Regions from separate parts of the Homo sapiens genome. Here region 1 is linked to region 2. Evidence: chromatin loops called from intact Hi-C (ENCODE). Cell type or tissue: B cell. All regions are shown on one strand. Links, peaks and the distances in the headings refer to the core of each region. The heading gives the core; the rest is flanking DNA.

What was found. A loop is a pair of places that touch in the nucleus more often than their neighbours do. Peaks named below come from ENCODE experiments on the same cell type or tissue, not always from the same donor. Only the 100,000 strongest peaks of a DNase experiment are listed, where the experiment ranks them.
Region 1: a loop joins it to region 2, with 3.0 times the contacts of the local background. A loop is called at or near these places in 4 of 110 quality-filtered maps.

What each region holds. Positions count from the first base shown.
Region 1 is chrX:12,838,556-12,848,657 of GRCh38, reverse strand. It overlaps the pseudogene MRPL35P4. Among named protein-coding and RNA genes, the nearest start is that of TLR7, 23 kb to the left of the region's middle. RefSeq lists an enhancer at 4,343-4,662. In B cell, for the core only: no CTCF peak of the experiment used is centred there; a DNase peak (open chromatin) is centred at 4,757; H3K4me3 peaks cover 955 bases; H3K27ac peaks cover 2,398 bases.
Region 2 is chrX:12,889,032-12,898,030 of GRCh38, reverse strand. TLR7 (toll like receptor 7) reads right to left here. Exons shown (of 3, transcript NM_016562.4): 3 at 7,670-8,999. Among named protein-coding and RNA genes, the nearest start is that of TLR8, 13 kb to the left of the region's middle. In B cell, for the core only: CTCF peaks have their summits at 3,556 and 3,763 (motif pointing right); DNase peaks (open chromatin) are centred at 3,760 and 7,440; H3K4me3 peaks cover 1,435 bases; H3K27ac peaks cover 3,446 bases.

The DNA.
Region 1 (10,102 bases), core at 902-8,901, 50 kb after region 2:
TTCTCTACAATCTTTGCATATGTAATAACTTCTTAAAAATGTATATCACCGCCAAAGATAACTTTAAGTTTTGTCACAAAAGTGTTACCATGATTGGCAGACCTGTATTTCTAGTTATATGCTGGATTGTTTTATATGTTCAAACAGGAACATTTTCTTCTAGGACAAAGCCTTAAGGTTTTGAAACAGTGCTGTGTTAAAGCTGAACAACAGAAAAACACACCAAACCTGACACTGTTGTTTAAAAGCTATGAGAATTTTCTGTCTCCTTAATAGAGAGTGAGGCAGTGAAGTTAGTTGTATTCTTTGTTTCTTTTGCTTTTCTTCTCTCTCTCCCCTTGAGACATTTTGAATGGGGCTTTTAGTTGGCAAATATAGGGCAATAGCTTTTTAACTTTTTCTTCAATTTTGCTGGAAAATACATAGTCATATGGTAAGAACTTCTACGTAGTAAATGGAAAACTAGAGACAGAGAAACAAAGGAAGAAAGGGAGAGAGTGAAGGAAAGAAAGAGAGAAGGAAAGAAAGGGTGGGGAGGGAGGGAGACAAGGCAGGCCGGCAGAAAGGAAGGAAAGGAAAGAATGAAGGACAGGAGAAAAGAAAGAAGAAAAGAAGGAAGGAAACAAAGAAGGAAAGAAAAGCAGATTGAATGGAGCTTTTGGTTAGGCAAATATAAAGCAAAGGCCTTTTTTATTTTTTATTTCATTTTAATACATATTTGTGTGGTACAGAATTCTTACATAGAGCTGAATAGAAAGATATGGGGTGTGTGGGACAGAGAGAGAGAGAGAGAGACAGAGACTGTGTACTGTGTCGGAGGTCCCCAAGACTCCGCCACCCCAGGCTTCGTGATCCACTAGGAGTCGCAGAACTCAATAAAGTATGGTCACAGCTATGATTTATTGCAGTGAAAAGATACGAACCAAAAGCAGCAAAGGACAATGGTGCATGAGGTGATGCCCAGAAGAAACCAGGCCCAACCTTCCAAGCATCCCCTCCGACTTTAGTCACATGGATGTACTTGATTCCTTCTGCAACAAATTGAGAAAACACATGCCAACTGCTGTCTACCAGGGAGGCTCGTTAGAGATTCAGTGCCCAGGGTGTTTACTCGGGGCTGGTCATGTAGGCACACTCTGCCCAGCACATACCAAAATTCCAGCCTCCCAATAGGAAAGCAGGTGTGCAGCAAAAACCATATTATTTGTACAAACAGTGTAAGAGCAGTGAGCCACTCTTCTTAGTTCTGGGAATGGTGGGAACCACCCTGAAATCCAAGTTCCCAGACATGAGCCAAAGGCCAACCTTACAAGCAGGCCTTTCTAAGGAGAGCAGTCTCAGGCCTGCCATGTTTCTTGGTTTTTTGTTTTTGAGATCGAGTTTCACTGTTGTTGCCCAGGCTGGAGTGCAATGGCGCAATCTCGGCTCATTGCAACCTCCGCCTCCTGGGTTCAAGTGATTCTCCTACCTCAGCCTCCCGAGTAGCTGGGATTACAGGCGCCCCCCACCATGCCTGGTTAATTTTTTGTATTTTTAGTAGAGATGGGGTTTCATCATGTTGTCCAGGCTGGTCTCGAACTCCTGACCTCAGGCGATCCACCCTTGGCCTCTCAAAGTGCTGGAATTATAGGCTTGAGCCATGGCAACTGGCTACCATGTTAACTCTTTTCTGTACAGATAAATGTATCTATACATACATCCATGCATATACATACATATATACATACATACATAAATACATAGGTAGATACATAGTAAAAACTTTTCTGCTCTTCTTGTAGACCATCCACCCAATCCCACACCCATCCCCACAAGAAACCATTCTTATTAGTTCCTTGCTTATCTTTCCAGAGTTTCTTTAGGCATACTAGCAAATAAAAACATATTCTTCTGGCCCTGCCTTTGTCATACTTCGTTAGCATATACTCTCTTACTCTCTTGTTTTTTTCATTTGCAGTTCCTTCTATACCTTTATCTCAGGAGCATCTGCATTTTTTTTTTCTCATAGCTGGAAAACATCCCATTTTCTAGAAGTTTCACAATTTACTTAACCATTTCTCTAACGGACGTTTGGGTGGTTTCTGATCTTTGGTATTGCAAGCACTAGTGCGATAAATAGCCTTGGGCCTCCGAAAGATCTTCTTCTGAAGAGTTAGCTGTGGCTCCAGTGAACTACCCCAGTCTGAGTGATGGCACAGAAGATCCTACGTTATTGGTCTAGTCCCCCATCTGTAAATTAGCTCAAGAGAGATCACTGGATGGAGAGGATACAGTTCTTCTCTTTATCTTTTGAGAACTGGCCTCTCACTGGCTGGGGCAACTCACACTTTGTTTTCTAGGTCTTGTTGTATTTCTCCTTTCTTTTTAGGTGGAAATGAGGAGGACTGGGAACAGCCCTTGGTGGGTAGGTAAGGTTTAGTGTAGGGTTGCCAAATTTAGCAAATCGGGACATGCTTCTACTAAAAAATTATTTATTATCTGAAATTCAAATTTAATTGGGTGTCCTGTATTTTATCTGGCCACCCTAGTTTAGTGCCATATTTTATTCTATTTTACTTATTTATTTTTAGAAACAGGGTCTCACTATGTTTTCCACACTGGCCTTGATCTCCTGGTCTCAAGCAATCCTCCCACCTTAGCCTCCCAATTTTTTTAGATTATAGGAGTGAGCCACCATGCCCAGCAGTACCATATTTTAATCTAGAGATTTAAACATTGAAGGATTCCTGGGGTGAATGCTCTGAAATGAAAAGGAAGGTCAGACTTGATCAGCATCCAGAGTGGTGATTGAACAAAGATATGGTCGTGGACAGAAGACCTAGATTTGAGTCCCGGCTCTGCCATTTGACTCAGACATAGACATCAAAGTGGTTCAATAGAAACTTGGCATTGGCTGGGCGTGGTGGCTCACGCCTGTAATCCCAGCACTTTGGGAGGCCAAGGCGGGCGGATCACCTAAGGTCAGGAGTTCGAGACCAGCCTGTACAACATGGTGAAACCCCGTCTCTACTAAAAATACGAAAATTAGCTGGGTGTGTTGGCAGGCACCTGTAATCACAGCTACTCGGGAGGCTGAGGCAGGAGAATTGCTTGAACCCGGGAGGTGGATGTTGCCATGAGCCGAGATCACACCATTGCACTCCAGCCTGGGGGACAAGAGCGAGACTTCATCTCAAAAAAAAAAAAAAAAAAAAGAAAGAAACTTGGCATCATAGCAGGCTGGCAAGATGGCTGCCTCTGCCTTTGCTGGTGCGATGAGAGCAGCTTCAGGAATCTATGGCTCCTGAATATTTTTGCATCTCCAGCCCACCGAAACTGTGCCAGGAATGCCTCTCTTATTTCTGCATTGTCTACTGGACGTTTTAGTCATATTCAGACACCATTTGTTTCCTCCACTCCCAGGCTGATCACATCTGTCAGAAACCTGACATGTGGGCATACTGCAGTGATCCCCAACAGAGTGGCCCCCTTGCTTCCAAGTGTCCTGAAGCTGCCAGTCAGAACTGTAATATACGTCAGTACACAAAAAGGCAAGAGAACAACTGTGAAAGCTGTTATCTATAGGTTTTTTCGACTTCATTCTGGCCTTTGGGTGAGGAGAAAGGCTGGTTATAAGAAAAAATTCTGGAAAAAGACACCTGCAAGAAAAAAGCAATTGAGGGAATTTGTGTTCTGCAATAAAACCCAGAGTAAACTCTTAGATAAAATGACAGTGTCCTTCTGGAAGAGGTGAAACTTGTATGCTGATAATCCTTATCAGAAATATCTTTATGAAACAAACCTGAAAGTATAGATCAGAAGTTTCACTTGTTTCTCAGTTATTGAATATGTATCTTTGTGTACATGACATCTTTGCAAAAATAGGTAAGTATAAAACCGATGTAAATTGTACCAGTTAATATGTAAACATCCAATGCCAACATTAAACTTATAAAAGTATTTAAACTTAAAAAAAAAAAAACTTGGCATCATACATATTCTCCCAAAGCTGGAAAAACACCTCTTTACTGATAGGAACCTAAATAAACCCCTTAAACAAGTTGCCCGAGTCTAGTTAATGCTGTGTTGCCAGCATGTGGAAGTATAAAGTCTCAGGTTGCTTTATGCAACTTGCTTGGTTTGGATGAACGTGTGAGTGAGAGGTAGGTATGAATCCCACTGCCTTACGGTTCATGCTAGTTTTTTCCACTCTCAGATGCTGTAAGTCAGGGTCTGCTTGATGAAAAGGAGGACTTTGATGACAAGTATCATGGTATTTGTATAACAAGTCTAAAAGTTTTAATCCCTTCAGTTAGATACAACCATGGACATTTTTCAAGTAATAATATTTTTATTAGAAATTTGCAGATACCTTGAGCCTGTTCTTTGTAATGACATGGAAAAAGAACACAGCCTACATATCCCTTTGTATATAGGATATTTTTAGCATTGTAAAGCCCCGGTGTCATAATTAACCTTGTCTTTTGTTTCTCATTCCCCTTTTAAATGAAAGTATGAAGCACTTCACTGCTTAGTTCTTCCGTAAGTTTCATTTTACTGTGAAATGAAAGTGTTCTGAAGATATCCTTGACAGGATATGCAAACGAATGTAACAAAAACCTTCCTTTGTGTTGAAGGCTGGTCCTAAGTACATACTAGATTTCACCAGACGAGTCCAAAAGGTCAGATGCTTTGAAAAAAGGCCCCCAGTGCAAATAATCGAGTAGTTGACCTGGTGAAAAAAAGGAAAGACTATTTATGCATGCATTGGTCTTTGAGCTGTTCCGCCTGCTGTCTTGTAAACTCAGAAGCAGTTTTCCTGAGGTGGGTATTACTGACCATCTAGCTCACCATCTGAGACTCATAAGTAGATTTGTGAGTGGTGAGGTGTAGTGAAGACCACTTGTTTGGGATTCAACATACATGGCCAGCCAATGAAAATGTTAACTCACATCTGCATATGCCTTCATCTTGTTATGGAACTGGAGGCACCATCATTCATAATGCTTAAAAATAAAACACCTGCAAGGCAGCTATTGTTAAAACCTAACTCGCCCACAAGAAAGCTGATGCTCAACGAAGTCAAATCTCTAGTAATAAAACTGGGTTACTATTCATATCTTGACTCTACTACCCAAGTTCTTTCTGTAAGTCATCTAAACAGCCAGGACCTCAGCAATCTGACTAGATAAAAACAAAAAATTCTTCTTGAGTTTATGATCCTAAGGGTTTCTTTTTCATATCTAAGGGTTTCTTTTTCATATCTAAAGCAGGTATTCATATTAGATGCTGTCACATTTTGCTTATCTCTTGCTGTGTAACAAACCAACCCAAAACATATCTGCTTAAAACAGTAACCACTTTATTTGTTCATGATTCTTTGGTTGGCTGGGGCTCTGCTGGGCTGTTCTTTGGTTGGTTTCAGTTGGGGTCTCCTGTGAGGTTGTAATCAGATGGCTTTGTTCACATGTCTAGTTCCCCAGTGGGGAAGGTTGAGAGGGAGTGATCTTTTCCTCTTTTCTTCCCCATGTGGCTAGCTTGGGTTTCTTTTCATGGTGGTTTGATCCTGAGAGTGAGCATTTCAAGAGACATAAGCTCCAGTGTGCCAGCACTTATCAAGCATTTGCTTACATCATTCTTGCTAATGTCCTATTTATTGGCCGAGCCCGAGGTTAATATGGAAGGATACACCACAGAAGTGTGAATACCAGGAGTTATGGTTCATCGGGAACCACCAAAGTAGCAATCCACCACTTGTAGTATATACAACAGAAATGTAAAAAAATTCATATTTAAGCCAAGATCTGTTGTTCCATATTTTTTTGAAGAATATTGGATTCAAAACATATTACTTTAGAATACTATGCAGCCTCCAAAAGTCACACATTAGAATACTACATGACATGGAAAAAGATACTATGCTAAGAGTAAACCAAAAAAAGTTTCAAAACAAGTATTTGTTTGTATGTATACTCCACTTTTAGCCATTGTTATTGCTGATGATTTTCATTACTTGTCTTTGCATTTATCAAAATTTTATCAGTGCATATATACTATTTTTAATCAGTAATAAAGTATTTTTGCAATTGAAGAAAAAATCTAAAAATAGTATTGCAATAATCGGTGATAGGTTAACAAGGTTTGAGTATGCTTATATAATATTATTTATATTGCTATATTGCTTTATAGATCCTGGAAAGTAAAATATTTGTAGTCAATAAAATAAAGTTCTTACAGAAATGCAAATAAAACAATACCCCAGTACTGTTAAATTATCAGATTGGAAAACAGGAAAAAGATGATCAATTCACAGTGTTTGTCAGGATTTAGGGACTTTGGGTGAGAGTGCAAATTGGTACAACATTTCTGGCAAGCAATTGAAATAGATCAGGATTTTAAATGGGCATTTCTTTGTAGGAATTCTTACTAAAGAGGAAAATGTTTTAAATTCTCCAAACTGTAGCTACTGACCTGTACTGATTTGTGGAATTAATGGTGGTGATTTGTCCCTTTATATACTTTCTGCCATTCTTCATACCTTCTACATGTAGTTTCCCAAAGCTGATACACATTAATGTTGAGAGGAGGTGGCAGAACTTGAAAGCTTCATGGCCCATGACCTTAAACTGGAGCTTCTCAATTTCGGCTGCACACCGGAATGGGATCATTACAAAGTTCCTGATTACTATGTTGACACCAAAGCTTCTGATTTAACTACTCTTGGGTGTAGTCTGGGTATTTGGAATTTTCAAGGCTGCTCATGTGATTCCAATTGATAACCAAGTTTGAGACCAACAGGCATAGTCAAAACTCTCTTGACTGAACTGACCTGAAATTCCACTGGTTAACCTGCATTCTCCTTACCTTCTGTTAAAAAAAAAAAAAAAAAAAAAAAGTTGGCCGATTTCTTATTAACATCTCAATTTGATAGGCTGTCAGTACATATGACTTATTGCTCTCAACAGTTGAGTTGTTTTCCTAGAGCCAGTTGTATCTGTTTCTAAACCTTTTATTCTCTATTTGTTTTTTTGTTTTGTTTTTTTTGAGACAAAGTCTCACTCTGTCACCCAGGCTGGATTGCAGTGGTGTGATCATGGCTCACTGCAGCCTTGATATTCCAGGCTCAAGCAATCCTCTCATCTCAGCCTCCTGAGTAGCTGGGACCACAGGCATGCACCACCATGCCCAGCTAATTTTTAAATTTTTTGTAGAGACAGGGTCTCGCCATGTTGCCTAGGCAGGTCTTGAACTCTAAGACTCAAGCGATCCTCCTGCCTCTGACTCCCAAAGTGCTGGAATTACAGGCGTGAGCCACTGCACTTGGCTCTAAAACATTACTTTTTAAAGCCAATACTCATATTACTGAAATCATTGGAAATTACTTAGATATTGAGTGTTTGTTGAATCCCTTATTACAAATGACTTAAATACTTTTAATTTTAATGTTTTTTGATAATAACTGCATTTTTGCCAATGGACTATGAATAATATAGGAACATTACCTTATACTTTGTGCTGCTAGAAGACCAGCATTGTCTTTGTCTTTCCATAAAACCAAAGCATTAGTAACAACTGAAATATCCCAAGCAACCACAACAGTGCCCGGCAATTATAGTTGTTGGTTAAGTGAGTACAAATATCAGAAACTTCTGCTCTAGGTACATTCAAACCTTGAGGTAAGTCAGAAACTTGTATTCTCTGCCATTGTCCACCAAGTTGGCATAACTTTTCAGCTGACAAGATTTACCATGAAATATAATTAAATTTGAGTATAACTTACCAGAGCCAGAGCCATTTTTATCAGAGAAGGAAATGATCCTTCCTTACGCAACAGACAGGGACCATTACATTAGCAACTAGCATGGACTTAACTATCAGGGTGGTTTTCAACTTTCTCCTGAGGTTTTTGGTGATGCAGATGCTGCTAGTCCAGGGCCTCACTTTGAGAACCACTGCCTTACAGATCACCATTATTTAAAAAATCTCCATTACCCAGTGTTGTTATTTTGGTTCTCATGTTAGCATAACGACCTGAAAAAGGACCACGCAAACACAGTGAGTGAAATGAAGACCTTGTTTTTGGAGGAAGGCAAAGGACAACCAAATCAGTGGATGCAAGTATTTCAGGTTCTGATGGAAGTTACCGTACCGTATTTTTTGCTTTTCCTCACTGCCCTGAGGTTTAATAAGCTCCTTCACTGTTATGCACTAGTGATTAGAATCATTGAAGTTGCCTGGGTTAATGCAAACATCTCTGCTTAAAGAACAGAAAAGCCCCCATTTTCTTTTTGTTGTTGTTGTTGTTGTTCATTTGTTTGTTTATTTTGAGACAGAGTCTCTCTCTGTCACCCAGGCTAGAGTGCACTGGCTCAATCTCAGCACACTGCAATCTCTGCCTCCCTGGTTCAAATGATTCTCCTGCCTCAGCCTCTGGAGTAGCTGGAATTACATGTGTGTGCCACCATGCCCGGCTAATTTTTGTATTTTTAGTAGAGACGGGGTTTTACCATGTTGGCCAGGCTGGTCTCAAACTCCTGACCTCAAGTGATCCACCCACCTCAACCTCCCAAAGTGCTGGGATTATAGTCGGGAGCCACCACGCCTGGCCGAAAAGCCCCATTTTCTACCCCCAGCTTTTCCTCTAGGGAACTGTGTAACCTTACTAAGCCAGTTACTTAGTCTCTTTGAGCCTTAGTTTCCTCATCTGTAAAATAAGATGGGAATCATTCAGTCATGAATGTTCCATCTAACTCCAAAATCTTATCAATTCCATGACCTTTGACAGACGTAATGGGCTCTGTGATTTGACCACAGATGACTTTTGCCATTTTGGCCCATAAGAGTTAAATTACCAGGTGGCTGGGAAGATGGCCAAATAGGAACAGCTCCGGTCTGCAGCTCCCAGCAAGATCAATGCAGAAGGTGGGGGATTTCTGCATTTCCAACAGAGGTACCCAGCTCATCTCTTTGGGACTGGTTAGATAGTAGGTGCAGCCCACGGAGGGTGAGCAGAAGCAGGGTGGGGTGTCATCTCACCTGGGAAGTGCAAGGGGTCGGGGAACTCCCTCCCCTAGCCAAGGGAAGCCATGAGGGACTGTGCCATGAAGAACAGTGCATTCCAGCCCAGATACTATACTTTTCCCACAGTCTTTGCAACCCACAGACCAGGAGATTCCTTTGGGTGCCTATGTGACCAGGGCCCTGGGTTTCAAGCACAAAACTGGTTGGCCATTTGGGCAGACACTGAGCTAACTGCAGGAGTTTTTTTTTTTCATACCCCAGTGGCGCCTGGAACACCAGCGAGACAGAACTGTTCACTCCCCTGAAAAGGGGGCTGCAGTCAGGGAGCCAAGTGGTCTAGCTCAGCGGATCCCACCCCTACAGAGCCCAGCAAGCTAAGATCCACTGGCTTGAAATTCTTGCTGCCAGCGCAGCAGTCTGAAGTTGACCTGGGATGCTCAAGCTTGGTGGGGGAAGAAGTGTATGCCATTACTGAGGCTTGAGTAGGTGGTTTTCCCCTCACAGTGTAAACAAAGCTGCCAGGAGGTTCGAACTAGGCATAGCCCACTGCAGCTTGGCAAAGCCACTGTAGCCAGAATGCCTCTCTGGATTCCTCCTCTCTGGGCAGGGCACATCTGAAAGAAAGGCAGCAGCCCCAGTCAGGGACTTATAGATAAAACTCCTATCTCCCTGGGACAGAGCACCTGGGGGAAGGGGCGGCTGTGGGCACAGCTTCAGCATATTTTAATGTTCCTGCCTGCCAGCTCTGAAGAGAGCAGTGGATCTCCCAGCACAGTGCTCGAGCTCTGCTAAGGGACAGACTGCCAACTCAAGTGGGTCCCTGACCCTCGTGCCTCCTGACTAGGAGACACCTCCCAGCAGGGGTTGACAGACATCTCATACAGGAGAGCTCCAGCTGGCATCCAGTGAGTGCCCCTCTGGGATGAAGCTTCCAGAGGCAGGAACAGGCAGTAATCTTTGCTATTCTACAGCCTTCGCTGGGGATACCCAGGCAAACAGGGTCTGGAGTGGACTTCGGCAAACTCCAGCAGACCTGAAGCAGAGAGGCCTGACTGTTAGAAGAAAAATTAACAAACAGAAAGCAATAACATCAACATCAACA
Region 2 (8,999 bases), core at 1-8,000:
ATAAGCTCCAGGAGAACAGGGACTATTTCTATTTTGGCTCGCCAGTGTCTCCTCACCCTAAGCATCATGCCAGGCCCATGGTGGCCACACCATAAATATTTATTGACTGACTGACTGAATGGATGGATGGATGGATGGATGGATGGATGGATGGATAGATGGATGGATGAATGCAATCAACAGTTTCTGAATATTACATCTATGTAATGCAGAATACAAATTTCATAGCTATATTCTATACCATTTCAGAAATGCCTAGGGGAAATTGTAGAACCCAATCAATAATAATGAGTCTTGGAAATTCTTTCTTTTTTTTTTTTTTTGAGATGAAGTCTTGCTCTGTCACCCAGGCTGGAGTGCAGTGGCACAACCTCGGCTCACTGCAACCTCCATCTCCTGGGTTCAAGCAATTCTTGTGCCTCAGCCTTCTGAGTAGCTGGGACTACAGGCATGAGCCACCACGTCCGGCTAATTTTTTGTATGTTTAGGGATTTCACCGAGGCCAGGCTGGTCTCGAACTCCTGACCTTAGATGATCCATCTGCCTTGGCCTCCCAAAGTGCTGGGATTGCAGGTGTGAGCCACCACACCCGGCCAAGTCTTGGAAATTATATCTTTAGCCCCATGAAGGTAGGGACTCTGTCTATCTTCTGTACAGTAGATTCATAATGAGGGGAAACCTGCAAGCTTTGGTCTCTGCTCTGCAGGGAAGAGTCTTTTTCATGTCATGAGTCCAAGCACGGCACCATGTTTTACAGACCCGTCTCCTCAGTGTAGACAATCTGGTTGAGAATTTATTCATTTATTAGCTTCAGGATGGTACTTTAGAGGAACTTTTCTCTTCTCCCTACATTTCGAAATCAACCCCTGAAATACGGAAGGGTGGGGACTTGTCCCTCTTCCCCTTTCCTCCTTCCTATGCTTCTCACAAGAGACAGAGTGACTTGTGGGATTGGTGACAGTGGGGAAACTGTCCCTGCTGCTGCTGCCTCAAGTCTCCTGGCTCTTGTTCTCTTGGGACAGCCTTCCTATAGGTGGAGTGCACCCTCTGTTTGTTTCTGCTGCCCTAAGGTGAGCTCTCTGTGACAGGGATCCTTTGTTCTGGATTGATGGCTTGCGTTTCTTCTTTGCTACCGGGAGGCACTGGAGAGTTGCAAGAGTGCAAGTCCAAGCTATGGCCTATGGAATTCATGCACCTGCTCACTCTCAGCTGCACTGTCTGCAGTGTGAATTGCTCAGCTGGAGAGGGTGTGAGTAACCAGCTCCCTCAAGCCCCAACAATTCTGAACACTTAGTTTTATAACTAATCTATACAAAGCATGGCTATGAGCTTATCGGTAATTCTCACACACACACACACACAAAATATATACACACTTGCATGTATATGTATGCATATACACACAAACTTACATGGACAGGTATATATGTGGGTATACAGAATATATATGTGGATGTGTACATATATATATATATATATATATATATATATATATATATATATATATATATCTCAGCAAGTAAGCACCCCAACGTCTTTGACTTAATTAGCAGGCATGAAACACCTAAACATCAAGCATTCCAACTGGGATTCTAAATTCCCAGGTGAATTTCACGAAGGCTAGACTTGGCACAACTTTGGAGACCAGTGCCTCTTATAGGCAGGTAAGCCCTGCTGGGCCCATTCTCAGAAGAAACCACTCCATACCTTTGCATACAAACTCTGCTATGGTCTCCTTCAACATGGCTTTTAAAATGAAGTTTTATCAAAACATCTGGAAGAATTTAAACTCACATGTGACCATGGAGAACACCAATTATACCCAGAGTCAGGAGGAAATCAGGAGTAGGGGTGGGTAGGAACAGGAAGAACTCAATGCTGATGCTTACAAGTATCATCACAGGGTTTTATGCAAGTTAACATTTGGCGCTACTTCATACTTTTGGAACTTCTTGTGGGATCACAGGAAAAAGCAGAATTGGGGAAATCTGGGAACTTGGATCAACTAAAAGGGACTTTCCTCAGATAAGCTACAAGCAGGAAGTGGTCAGCATTCTTATGGTAAATAGAAGATTATTGAAGATGAAAAATTATATTTAAAGCCTACAGGACGTCTGGGTATCTGGGACATTTCTGGAAATTTTGATGGATTTAAATCTAGAGAAAACGAATTTTGATTGAGAATATGTAACAAATGGAAAAGCAATACGTTGAGTGTCACCCTTTAAATTAAAAAAATTGTTAAATAATGTATGAATATAGTACATGAAATGTTGAACATAAACTTTATGTACAGAGTAAGTGATGAGTAGAAAAAATTTCCCAGATACTGTATACTAAAAGAAAAATGTTAAAAATTTTCACTGTATGAAGAATATAGAATTAGCCTCTTGAGATTATGTAATTGATTAGCCAGGCGCGGTGACTCATGCCTATAATCCCAGCATTTTGGGGGGCTGAGGCAGGTGGATCACCTGAGGTCAGGAGTTCGAGAACAGCCTGGCCAACATGGCAAAACCCCGTCTCTACTAAAAATACAAAAACTAGCCAGGTGTGGTGGTGTGTGCCTGTAGTCCCAGCTACTGGAGAGGCTGAGGCAGGAGAATCGCTTGAACTCGGAGGTGGAGGTTGCAGTGAGCTGAGATCGCACCATTGCACTCCAGCCTGGGTGACAGAGTGAGACTCTGTCTCAAAAAAAAAAAAAAAAAAAAGATTATATACTTGATTAGATATCCAAAGCAATAAAAAGAATTTAAAAAGTAATAAAAAGAATTTAAAAAGTAATAAAAAGAATTTAAAAAGTTATTTATGGAGTGTTTGATAGATGTCAGACCCTGTGCTGAGTACTTTTTATGGTTTATCTTACTTAGGTTTACAATTAATCTATGCAAAACATGGCCATCAGTAATTCAGTAATTCTAATTATCAGTAATTCTAATACACACAAATATATACATGCTTGCATGTATATGTGTGCATATACACAAACATATATGGACAGCTATATATATGTGCATACAGAATACATAGGTAGGTGTGTACATGTATATATATCTTAGCAAGTAAGCGCCCCATCATCTTTGACTTAATTAACGGGCGTGAAACACCCAAGCATCATGCCTGTTCACCAACTGTCTTCATGAACTGACAGTCAAGTAGGCAAGCAGGATGAAAAAGACCTAAATCCTCAAACTGGCAAGTTACTGCATGCTTCAAAATGCTATTTATAGGGCGGGGGGTGGTGACAGAAGGGAATGGTTAGTGGTTGGATTGCTCGGAAATATGAGAGAGAGAGAATGTTCAGCTAGAATGTGCAAGAAAGATTACTGATACTCAAATACAGTTTTAAAATGGGGGCCACAGTCTATAAAAAATGGAAATGTAGGAAAAAGAGGATCGGTCACCCAGTTAACTCAAGGCTATACATCTACATCTGCATGGGCAAAAGGAAATTCATGACTGGCCCCATTTTGAGACTTAAAGCAAAAACAATGGAAATAAATGATAGAAACAAATATTCAATAGTCTGTGGCCTTCAACTTCTTTGTAAACTGCCCTCCCATCAGTAAACATTCAACACACAGCCCTACATATTTCTGTATTAATACACTGGGTATATGATAAAAATAGCCACAGACATACTTTTAAAAACATGACTATATCTGTTCTTACATTTTCTTCCCACATCCCCCTTTGGAAGCCCGTCTAAGGGTCTCAGAAGCAGAACATCAGCATCCAGGAGGGATTTCCCACCCCACTAGGTGGCGCTTGGCGCCACATAAGTAGAACCACAGCGTCTATCAGTAAGATGTTATGGAAGTTACGGTAAAGACATCCTTTTACCCACAAATGTAATCAGCAACTCTATCAGGACTTACGAGACTTCAATTCCATTAACCACCTGCCCCTGTCTATCTAATTCTGCCCTAGTGTTCTTGTTCAAATTGTCTTCACCTTTGGGCCCTAAACAGAAATGCCAGTCCTATATAGTTAAATTATACCTGTCCAAAAACAGTGCCCAGCGGGAAGCAATTTGAGTTTAAGTGCAGCTCCACTCCCGGGAAGTAGGTTGAGAGCACCAAAGTTTATACACAAAAGGAAGGAAATTGAGCACAGCTTGGGGGTCTGGGCTTTCCTTACTAAAGTGATCCCTGTAATAACAGTCCCTGGTGTCACAAAGGAAGATGTGGTGCTTCCCAAACTGCTCTGCAAGCCAGTTGCTTCAAAAGTATTCCAGGGATGCGGACTCCTGGGTCCCAGAGATTGAGCAGTTGACTTTGCCTCTCTGATCTCACCTTTATCTCTGAGTTAACCCATCATCTTTAAGATGGAGCTGCTAATACTAGCCTCATAGAGGTGATGTGAAGATTCAAGGGAATAAAGGAAGCATTTAATTTGCATTTGCTGCTTAATAGATGTGACTTCCCTTCCTCCTTCCCCTCCACCCCTTACTGAATGACATTGTCGGGATACCAGTGACTTCATCTTGAGCCCTTCTTCCTAAGATCCTCCTCACTCCCTCCTTGCCTGTCATTCCCTTTGTGGGCCTGCCCTCATGAGCAGGAGCCAAAGTTGGGATTACTTTAAAATGCATCTTCTCCATTCAGAACATGCTTCCTGTGTTCTGTTTTCTTAGGTGGCCTGTTCTGGAGAGTTGATCATCTCACAAATTAATCCATCACAATGTGTTAATGGACAGGAGTGATGTGTTGAAACAACCCTTGGAACGTTGTAAATTAACTGGGAATTTTAGTTACAATGCCTCAATCCAAAGGCAAAGAAATCAATCATGAGAAAAGTAGGCCCAGAAGAGAGATGGGAGCTATAAACTGTTTTATTTAATGCATGTCACCTGTTACTAAGTTCTGTTTGGTGGGCCTCCATCTGGACCTGGTGCAGGGATGTAACCACCATCCCAGGGTGATAGCAGGACAACAACCTAGTTCTGGCTCCCAAAACAGCCCAAGCAATCTTCTCAGCAGTGTGGTCCCCCTGGATAATGGGCCTCAGATATGGTTCATGGAGATGTTACTACAAACTTCTTTTGCTCAAGTCAACTCATGCAATTCACTGTTATGAAATCCCCTGGAATCAATGCCTCATGGTTTTGCCTTGGCCAGTGAGAAGTAAAGCAGCCATGTGTCATACAAGAGCAATATGGCTTCCTAGTTAGCCGTCTCTGTCTAGTTTTACCCTCAGTAGTTGCCACTGGCCAGAAGAATATTGAGAGCCATTTTCTGTTTGTGGGAGCCGCTGTCTGGCTCATCTTTGCTCTAGGGAAGTCTGAAAACTGCCATGAGGCCCCCAGGACTTCCCATTTCCTTCTGGATTTTACCAGACTATTTTTAGTGAGTGTTCAGTGTGAGACACTGTAACATGAACCTTCTCAGTCATTTTAAGTCTGAGCTTTTCCAAAATGTTTAATTAATATAAATTCCCAAGAGGGGGCAGTGATAAACATATGAAGACATGCAACCACTGATGTCATGACAAACATGTTAGAAATGAATTACAACCTGAGATTAGGGGAATCTTAAAGACTGAATTAGTGCTTGAAAGTTGAGATAAGTAGAAAGAATGAATTTGAATGTGTCAGAGTCCAGCCAGTGTCACCTAGGGAAGATTCCATGGAGCCAATTTTAGAAGATCATGCTCACTGAAGCAGGTGGGGGACATGTGTGTGAGAGAGACATAGGTTTCCAACCAAAAGTGCACACAAAACCACACCTTCCAAACAGAAGCATCCACCTGCAACAACGGCTGTCTTCTTTTCATTCTTGTACATTGCTTGACACTTGCTGTGGGTGTCTAGAGCCAAAAAGGAAACCGAGAGGGAGGGGGAGGCAAAAGAAGAAAGGAGGGAAAGAAGAAGAAGAAAAAATAAAAACCTGAAACAGTGTGAAACTGCCCTGTTGTGATTTCATTCTCACTGGCATGGGTGGCCCCTATGTCACCAGGGCCCTTTCCACACCATCTTATGAGTTTGGGACTTATTCTCTTTTTAACCCTCCTTCTTTTTTTTTTTTTTTTGGAGACCAAGTCTCACTCTCTCACCCAGGCTGGAGTGCAGTGGCTTGATCCTAGCTCACTGCAACCTCTGCCTCCCAGGTTCAAGCGATTCTCCTGCCTCAGCCTCCCGAGTAGCTGGGATTACAGGAGTGTGCCACCACGCCCAGCTAATTTTGTATATTTAGTAGAGATGGGGTTTCACCATGTTAGCCAGACTGATCAACCCTCCTTCTTCATAGCGTTGGTTGGCAGGTGGGTTGGTCTCTTGTTCGCCTTCAGTACATTGTTAACTTGGTAAAATGGATTAATTTTCTGTCTTGGTGTTGTCTGAAGCACATCTCTGTTTGAGTCTCCTCAATCATGTTCTTTGATCGTTTCCCTCCGACATAGCTATTGGACTTTGGAGGGTACAAATCATTCCCAATGTTTCTTAGGGTCAAGGGCTTCACCTTCCAGTAGATGCCAGGAGCAGGGTGTGCTATAACTAACTGTTTCTGGAGCACAGCGACCCAAAGCTCCAAGGAGGGATGTGCTCCCACTGTCTGTGACTAAGCCTTTCCCATCAACAGTGTTCTTGCTTACTGAGCATGTGCAGCAGAGGCGGAGGAACAATTCCAACCTCAACTCCACCCCCATGTTAAAATTGGGCCATAAATAAGTAGTAGGATGTGCAACCTGGTCCTCTTGTTCACCCGACTTAGGATGAGAAGGAGGAAGTAAATAAAAAGCATATCTCATGGGAGGGGGAAAGGCATTATAAATAAGAAGAGTGTGTGTCCTTGCTATCCCCATCACAGCTTCCTTGGAGATGGGCACAAGTTACTCACACTCTCAGGTCGCTACATCCCCTTGCATACTCTATATTCCTTGGCCACATGTAAGAGATGATCTGGACCTAAAAGAGTGTCCAGACAGATGGAGCTGGAAGTAGACCTGCAAATGGGGCCGAGAGATCCTGACTCAGGGTCAGGGCTACAATCAGACTCATCCTCTCTCTCCTCTACAAACTGCAGACACTTGTTTTGCCTTTTTCTCATCCATAACATTTGCCTTGCCAAGTGCCTCCCTTGGCTTGGATTCTAAAAATGCCAAGTCTTGCTAAGGTGTAGTATCTATCTGAAGAGAAAGGACACTTCCTGGCCAAGTCAAGGTTGAAAGGGGCTTGGACCAAGGCTTGATGGTGGAAGCGGAATTCATGGAGAATCTGGGAGTTCCTTCCGGGGTGGAGCCAACCAGAGGCCAGTCAGCAGAGAAGCCCCACGTTCAGAGCTTTGTGGGGACCGTCTGTGAACAGCTCCAGTCCTACAAAACTGCACTGAGGGCCCTCAGAAAGTTAGAAGAATGACATGTCAAGATTACCAAAGAATTCAGATAAAAACCATCTGTTGGTGTGCTGTTATTTTCCTACAACAAACCACGGTGCTTAACCTCATGTCAAAATACTCTGTGGTTTCTGAGTTGCATTATTTTCAGTTTCCCTTCCTCTTGATCCATTTCAGAAGATGTTTAAATTGTCTTCAAGTGATTTTATGTGTATATGTGTTTTAATAGAAGACAATTTATAATGACCAAAAGCTGATTTTTTAATGCCATTATCCTTGTTCTCACAGAAGAAGAACGGAAACTATGAAACACAATAAAGCTTACAGAAGTTGTGAAATAGTTGGCTCCAGCAATTTAATTACCTCTCTATTTATTCCAGAGATTGATTTGGGAATTTGTGACCCTTATTGATTAAATGTACGTTGGAAATAATTCATATAGTGTGTACTCACAGGTAAAGTAAAGCCTTTGGCATTGCCACACGTGAGGAAAATACGACATCGCCAATCTAAGGCTTGAACACATGCACGCTGTTTTCCAAATGGCACAAACACCTTTGTAGATCACTTCTTCCATGAAATAAAGCAAATTGGTCAGGTTTCAATCTTTGAACTCATGAATTTATACCCAGCTGAAAGTACAGGCATCTTAAGAATGTCTTGGTTCTTTCTGTTGTTTTTGAATCTGATAGCTGAAGTTCAAAACTGAAGCTTTCTCAATGTGAAGGTCTATAAACTTTGGTTTCTTCTCCCATCCTCCAGCAAAAAATGAAAGGAATCCATATAATTGGCATTCAAATAATTGTCATCTCTGATAAAACTATAAATAAATACACACTCTTGGAGTCCTCCTTTAGGGTTTACCATCAAAACCATCTAACGTTGCTGTATCAAGTGTGCAGATACTTACAAATATATGGCATTAGTTAACAAAACAGTTTGAAAGATATTGGATGAGGAAATTTTACTTTGGATACAGTACTTTGCAGTGCAGATAAAAACATTTAAGCAGGTAAATTATCAAAGGTAGAGAATATCACTTTGTATAAAGGCAGATCATTTAAATATTTTTCTATTTGTAGGTGGACCATATGCATTTATGGTAAGGATGTGTCTTTCTTTCTTACTGTTTCCCTATGGAACCCAGAAGCAGGCCCAAGGAAAAAGAGCAGGAAGCACTGAAGCAGCAACCACCTGTGTGGTGCCCACACTCAATCTGCACAGAATGGGGCCCTGGATGACACGGAAGCAATTGGTTAAGAAGCTGACTGAGTTTTTTTGTGTTTTTTTTTTTTTGTTCTTTTGAGACAGTCTAGCTCTGTTGCCCGGGCTGCATTGCAGTGGCGTGATCTCGGCTCACTGCCACCTCCACCTCCCGGGTTCAAGCGATTCTCCTGCCTCAGCCTCCCAAGTAGCTGGGATTACAGGCACCCACCACCACGCCCAGCTAATTTTTGTATTTTTAGTACAGACGGGGTTTCACCATGTTGGCCAGACTGGTCTCAAACTCCTGACCTCGTGATCCACCTGCCTCGGCCTCCCAAAGTGCTGGGATTACAAGCATGAGCCACCATGCCCGGCCAGCTGACTGGTTTTTTATTTCACTAAACTAACTCTAGTACATTTTGGTCTCATATAGAGAGAGCTTGAGTTTTTTTTAACCCTATT